Linked DNA regions of Homo sapiens: region 1 is linked to region 2. The links are chromatin contacts, found by Hi-C or POLR2A ChIA-PET in ENCODE. All regions are on one chromosome and are shown on one strand. The core of a region is the stretch at or near the end of the contact, and the rest is flanking DNA. Distances in the headings are between cores, read along the strand shown.

Region 1 (3,442 bases), core at 268-2,767, 130 kb after region 2:
ATCATTTAGACTTGTTGAACTTCTGCTTTGTGCTGAATACTGTGCTAGAAATTCAATGGACTCAGTGTCCCTGTGAGGAGAGGGTCCTGCTGAGCTGATGGGGAAGCGAAGCCCAGCCTGGTGCAGCCTGGCCTGGAGTCACACAGCGTGTGTGAAAGAGCCTAGAACCAAGCCGCGCCTGGCCCAGGGGGGAAGCAGCCCTGCCAGTGCACGCAGACTTGTTCCCGTGTCACTGACCTCATCCTCATCGTGGGTTGCTCTGGTTTGCCTTGGTCAATATTAATCATTTCCCCCTGCCTCCCAGCTTCACTAGTTTAACTATGACGTGCATGTGCTTTTGTGGGTACCCTAAGAGTCCAGGGGCGCTGCTAAGAAAGACAAATACACACACGTAGGGAAGAAACACAAGTACCTTGCGTCTTCCTAATCTAACAGTGTCTGGATTGCTTCAGATTCCTGGAGTAGCTGGACTGAAGGCAGAGATGAGGGGCTTGTTGACCTGGGAGCTCTTTATAGCTAATGCTGCTCGGCTTCAGTTCCTGAGGCCTGCTGCCGTAGGGCCTGCCTGCAAACGCACTGTCACCACCCCCCGCCGCTGCAGCCCCCCAGGAGTTACGCTTTTGCAGAAGACCCAGCTGCCTAAGTAAAATTAAACACCCTCAAGCTGTTTGAGGCTCTTAAAAACATTTTCTCAGCACTGAACTTCTCTGAAGATCTGAGACTATTAGCACAAAACCAAGAGTTCTCTCTAAACTGCTTTTCTCTTTCCCCTGAATGCAAATGAACTTCCCCTGCTGGTTTCCATTCATCTGACAGGTCATAATTGTGACGTTGGTAAAATAGAGAAAGTTCCCTTTTGAAAATTGAGCTATGAGAACTTTTTTTGTTAAAAAAAAAAAAATAGAATATTTGCTTATTTTAAAAATAGAGTGACACAGTGATAATGGTGTCATCATTTAAACTCTACCCTATAAACTCTAGTTTGGACATGTCTTGGCTTATTGGAAATAATGAAAGTATTAACGCTGTGGATTTTTTGTTATAGTGGGTGTCACTGTTAGGAATTGTGAGTCACAGACATCTGGTCATCGTGCCTTCAACCCACAAGCAGTTATTGCCTCACATTAGAAACAAGTTTGGCCGGGCACTGTGGCTCACACCTGTAATCCCAGCACTTTGGGAGGCCGAGGAGGTGGGGGGTGGGGGGATCACCTGAGGTCAGGAGTTCGAGACCAGCCTAGCCAACATGGCGAAACCTGTCTCTACTAAAAACACAAATATTAGACAGGTGTGGTGATGTGTGCCTGCAGTCCCAGCTACTCAGGAGGCTGAGGCAGGAGAATCACTTGAACCTGGGAGGTGGAGGTTGCAGTGAGCCAAGATCATGCCACTGCACTCCAGCCTGGGTGACAGAGTGAGACTCCGTTTACAAAAAAAAAAAAAAGAAAAAAACAAGTTTGCAGAAGGCAGCATGGGGCTGGTATAGGGGCCCCACTAAGTCCTCGAGGATCCAGGTTATCTCTTTCGGCCCCACTCTCCCAGCACTTAGTGTCCAGCTCTGAGGTTGTTTCATGGTCTAGAATGGCTGCTGGAACTCCAGCCAGGACACTCACACTGCAGTCTGGACCATGGAAGAAGAACTGAAGTCCAAAATGATACATGCCTCCTTCCTTTAAAGACCCTTCCCAGAAGTCCCACACACCGCTTCTGCCACTGTCTCCTGGCCAGAACCTCACCGTAAGGCCACACCAGCTGCAGGAGGAACTGGACAAGGTTCCAGTCTTGCTAAGGAAGAAAGGGAAGGCAGAATAAAAACGAGTGCACTTCACGCCCCACATCAGGACCTGTGGCCTTCGTTATAATTTAGGGTCTCTGTATCACAGTAGACAGACCCCGTGGTTAGAGGCCTGCTGAGTGTAGGTTTCAGGTCTTCCTGTCTCTTACCTTATCAAGTTATTTAAATTTATAACATAGCCAAGCGTGCGTCTATCCAGGAAGTGTGTTCACATCTAGTCAGCATGGTCATCTTGAAGGGCTCAGGGAAAGACCCTCATACCCCACCTTCACCAATCCCTTGGTCATGAAGGATGTTGGCTCCTCTCACCTGCACCCTCTACCCAATGTGATGTTTGTAGGCACCCCATGAATAAACATTTTATGAATGAGTTGATATTAGTGGATTACACGAGCAACTACATCATTTGAAAAAAAAAATGATTATAAGAAGCTAAGAGAAGTTGTGACACTAATCCAATACTGAGATGCTTGTTTTAGATGATGTCATACTTTCATAGCAGACACTAGAGAAGCGCCCTTTGCCCTCCTCCCCACTCCTGGGGCCTTCCCCACACGTGGCCTCAGAAACTTCTTTCCCACGCTTGGGCCTCCCAGGGCCGCCCCATCCTGCAGGCTCAGGGGCTCAGACTCTGAACTATTAGCTCCATACTAGCCCTGCGCTATCTGGGGAATAAAACACTCTCTGTACTCTTGTCTCTATAGAAAAACTTTTTTTCAGTTGCAGGATAAGCCAATTAGAAATGAATTTTGGGCACCAAACTGATTCATAAGTCGGATGTTGCTTATCTTCACTTTACTTTAAAATGAATTGCTTTTATGTGTCTTTCAAGGAAAAAAATATTCTCAAAAAATCTGTAGCACTAATGATTAGCCTTACTTTGGGCTAATTTCCCTTTTGATAGAAACGAATGATTGTACCAACAACTTAAATTTCCCTTGGGGCTGGGCACAGTGGCTCAAACCTGTAATCCCAGCACTTTGGGAGGCCAAGTTGGGCAGATCACTTGAGGTCAGGAGTTCGAGACCAGACTGACCAACATGGTGAAACCCCTGTCTCTACTAAAAACACAAAATTTAGCCAGGCTTGGTGGCAGGTGCCGGTAATCCCAGCTACTTGGGAGGCTGAGGCAGGAGAATCGCTTGAACCCGGAAGGCAGAGGTTGCAGTGAGCCAATATCGTGCCACCGCACTGCAGCCTGGGTGACAAAGTGAGACTCTGTCTCAAAAAATAAATACATGAAAAATAAAAAATAAATTGCGCTTGGAAGAATAAGAAGTTATTTATATTTAGTTTTTTGTTTTAAAAGTATGCATGGGGAAGCAAGACAGCTGATCCCCATCAAAATTAAGCTGCTGGGCTTAGAAAGTGTTTTGGGGGAAGGGGTTGTATTTTATTTTGCAGGTGGTTTTTCTTCTTTTTGACAAAATCATTAGGCCTTTGAAGGACATTTTTGATCTAAGCAAAGCAAAGATAAAAGGTAGTGATAGAAGGTGACGTTTTCACTTGCTCCCTAACACTTGTGAGTCAGGCAAGGAAGAAGGACAGACGTGACTCGTCTGGGACGGTCTGCACCGGAGCATGTGGGGGGCCTGGTCTGTGCGCAGGTCAGCCCTTCTGTGGGTAGTGGTTTTCTCAAGATGCCAC
Region 2 (3,491 bases), core at 843-3,342:
ATGCCACCAAGCTCAGCTAATTTTTTAATTTTTTGTAGAGATGGGGTCTCACCATGTTGACCAAGCTGGTCTTGAACTCCTGGCCTCAAGCTATCCTCCTGTCTTGGTTGCCCAAAGTTCTGGGATTACAGGTGTGAACCACTATGCCCAGCCTGAATTTTCCTTTTATTATAGGATATCTTACACCTTGCAGGGGAACAGGCAGTGAGTATATAAATTAATAAAACATTGTTGTCACCTCTGTACTAGGAAATGTAAACTTACATTGTTTATGGTAATTTATGCTAATCTTAGAACCCATTAATTCTTGGCTTACACGTCACTGGCAGCTAGATTTGACCTCTTTGCTATTTACAATGTAAGTACATGGAAAAGGCACCCGTACAGAGAGCAGGTTCTAGACTTTAATGTCAGAAATGATGGAGCCAGAATCACTCTCCATTTTCAGGTTTGTGAATGATAGAAGTGTGAACTAAATGAGTCAGTGTTGCTATATGAATTTTAACAGAAATAACTAATGTAGACTACTTTGCCAATTCACAAAAAAGGCTGATTTTACAGCTGAGATGTAATGCTGTATATAGGTCCTTATTTTGTGACTGAGATCGTATCTGTGAAAACTAAGGCTTTAAAGGAGTGTAGGGGAAATTGAAAACAACTTTTTGTTGCCTGTTAACTAGTAGAATGTTGACTCTACCAAGCAGATTAAATTTAGTCTCTGTGAGGCTTGATTTGTCCTGCTTAAGATTGAGCATTTATCATTGCATCCTGACCGAGTTTAGGTTTACATTATTCAAATTTGTTAAGCTACTGGTCCTTAAAATTTTTTTTAACATAGCCTTTTTGTATATAAGTTTGGAATTCACAGAAAACCTTAAGATATTCCATTTCCCCCCTAGTTTTAGGGCTCCTAAAATTCCCTGTTTTTTCAAAGGTTATAAAATATTAGGACATTCCCTTTCTCTGAATCATTCTTTTCCTTTCTCCTCTCGCACATGGTATAACCCAACTGGCTGATGTTAGTTTGTACACAACTAGAATGACCTTCAGGACAAAAAAGGGTTTCCTCTCGATCCGATGGAAATCTCGGGTTTTATGTTCCACTACAGGTAATTTGTTCTCCAGCTTCGGGTAAGTCAGGCATTATCCCTGGCCTGCTTCCTCACCTGGGAGGTGAGGGGTGGATCAGTGTGTCTAGGTCCCTCTCAGCATTAAGATTTGATGACTCTGGGATAACTCCACAACACAGAAAAACCCATCAGAAGCTTTATGTAGAAATGCAGAGAAGCTGAATACCCTAAATGTGGAGAAGATTGTGTTATTACCAGAAGTGTTTACAGCGATTCTAAAGTCTGTTGTTGACTCTGGAAGTTGTTTCTCCTAAGTTTTTTTTTTTTTTAATAAGAAATCAAATAGGAAATTTTGGCAAAGAGGAATGCCACTTTCTTCACTTAGAAGGGCATGACTTTTTTTTAAGAAGAGGAGTGATTTAAATCTTATAGGTTATAATACGTCTATAGCTCCTGGAGGAGACACTGGTTCCTGAGCAACTCATTCTGTATTCCAGTCCAGTATTATACATCTGAGGTTGCCATGAATTTGTCACCAAAATGTTTCTAATGTTTAACAATCCATGATTTCCCTCAACTTCTAGCTTGGCAGAAATACTCAACAAGTTCCACAAAGAATAGACAACATATTTTTAAAAATTTTCCATTGTCTTTCTCTGACTTGAGTTTTACTTCATGGAGGACCCTCTCTGGTTCTAGTCTGTCAAAGTGTAGTTTAGGGGTCAAAACTACATTGGTTCCAAAGTTTCCCAAATAGCCCATTGACAGAACAGAGCTCTAGCGACTGGGCCCTGTAGTCAGCAATTATCCAAATACCTGCTTATTTTAAGAGATTGTATTTTAGTTTTCTTCTTTGTAAATTAGCAAATACCAAATAAACATTCCAATAAAATACCATTAACTAAAGAGGAGGCTTGCTGTATGTGAGCTACCTCTTTCTCAGTAGACAGTGGTTCTCCATCTGCGCTGCCCATTGGAGCCAGGCCAGAGGGTGCCAGAAAACCCACGCTGTCTGACTGCACCTCAGGCCAGTGAGATAGGACCTGTCTGGGACTCTGACCCCAGCAGTGCTGAAAGACGTCCAGGTGATCCCAATATGCAGCTAAGAGGAGGGCCTTTCTCCTAGGGTTATCAGTTTGTTTGAAATATCACAATAATCTCGTGATTAGAGGACCTGAATGCACTGGGCTTTTGGGTGGCACAGTGTGCTGGGGACAGCCTGTCCGGAGTTGGGATGGAGGTGGAAGCCTGCCTCTGTCAACACCAGTTTTGTTAAGTTGGACAGATATTTACTGTGCTCTGCAGTTCTCATTCCAGCTTTAGCATTAATTCTTAGCACTTAATCACATTACAGCAATTTTCTAGTATTTTCTATATCACATCAAGAAGCCAATAAATTAAAATTCTCAATCTGGTCATTCTGATTCCAGTGGCCATGTGATGGAAAGACCTTACTCTGATATTGGGCTAATGACTCACTGCTGAGATTTAGATTTTATAAATTTGATTTTTTTTAATTTTTAATTTTTTAGAGACTGGATCTTGCTCTGTCACCTGGGCTTGGGAGCAGTAGCATGATCATAGCTCACTGCAGCCTGGAACTTCTGGGCACAAACGATCCTCTTGCCTTAGCTTCCTGAGTAGCTGGGAGTACAGGAGTGTGCCACTGCACTTGGCTAATTTTTAAACTTTTTTGTAGAGACAGGGTCTCGCTTTGTTGCCCAGGCTGCTCTAGAACTCCTGGACTCAAATGATCCTCCTGCCTCTGCCTCCCAAGTGTGGAGAGTGTAGGTATGAGTCACTGTACCCAGCTGAATTTGAAATTTAATAGGTTGATGTTGTTTCCGTTATCTAAGAAGTAAGAGCCAAGCACATTAGTAGCACAAGCCTTGTTAGTGTTTCCTGAGTAAGGTTGAGCCTACTTAAGACAACAAGTGATTTGGGGAACTTTGTTATGCATGGGGCCATGCCCATTACAAGTGAGTCTCTCACATTCCTTAAAGTGGATTTGGAAACTGAGGCAGTGCTATGAGATGAGGCAAAATGGAATAAAATGGGAAGAATAATATCTGCTCTAATTATTTCACAGGGTTCTTATGAGGCTCAGATCAAATTATTCATTTATTCAACAAATGTGTGATTCACCGAGTGCCTGTCACAGGCTGGGCGGCCCTCTAGATTATGAAGGAGATAAAGAAGGGAAATGTTTGGCCTTGGAAGGAGCAGCAAATTAGTCACTGCTCATATTTTTAAAATAGTTCATGTCATAAGCTCTTTGAAGAGGGCTAGCTCATTCACTTCCGAGTTTCCATGTCTCAGTACCTAGCACAGAACATAGAAGCGGCTAATATATTGGTTATATGAACGAATGAATGAGCCACAGAATTCATTTCCTTGCAAGCATGTCGTGTCTCCCCCCAA

Evidence for each region. A loop is a pair of places that touch in the nucleus more often than their neighbours do. ChIA-PET counts read pairs that join two places held with the same protein, here RNA polymerase II (POLR2A). Pooled maps may share reads with other maps.
Region 1: a map of Calu3 shows a loop between it and region 2 (2.6-fold over the local background). The contact joins two enhancer-like sites. A Hi-C loop is called at or near these places in 1 of 168 maps with a recorded cell type or tissue (Calu3) and 7 of 50 pooled maps. POLR2A ChIA-PET finds 5 or more read pairs at or near these places in 1 of 52 experiments (AG04449).

Annotation. Positions count from the first base shown.
Region 1 is chr18:13,566,865-13,570,306 of GRCh38, forward strand. All of the region lies in intron 4 of LDLRAD4 (low density lipoprotein receptor class A domain containing 4), which reads left to right. Among named protein-coding and RNA genes, the nearest start is that of MIR4526, 43 kb to the right of the region's middle. RefSeq lists enhancers at 1-431, 13-92, 2,113-2,262. Within about 2 kb of position 1,518, at least 19 of the 41 ENCODE cell types and tissues checked have a DNase peak (open chromatin) inside an H3K27ac peak, as active enhancers do.
Region 2 is chr18:13,432,864-13,436,354 of GRCh38, forward strand. The region is part of intron 3 of LDLRAD4 (low density lipoprotein receptor class A domain containing 4); the gene reads left to right. Among named protein-coding and RNA genes, the nearest start is that of LDLRAD4-AS1, 7.1 kb to the left of the region's middle. Within about 2 kb of position 2,093, at least 3 of the 41 ENCODE cell types and tissues checked have a DNase peak (open chromatin) inside an H3K27ac peak, as active enhancers do.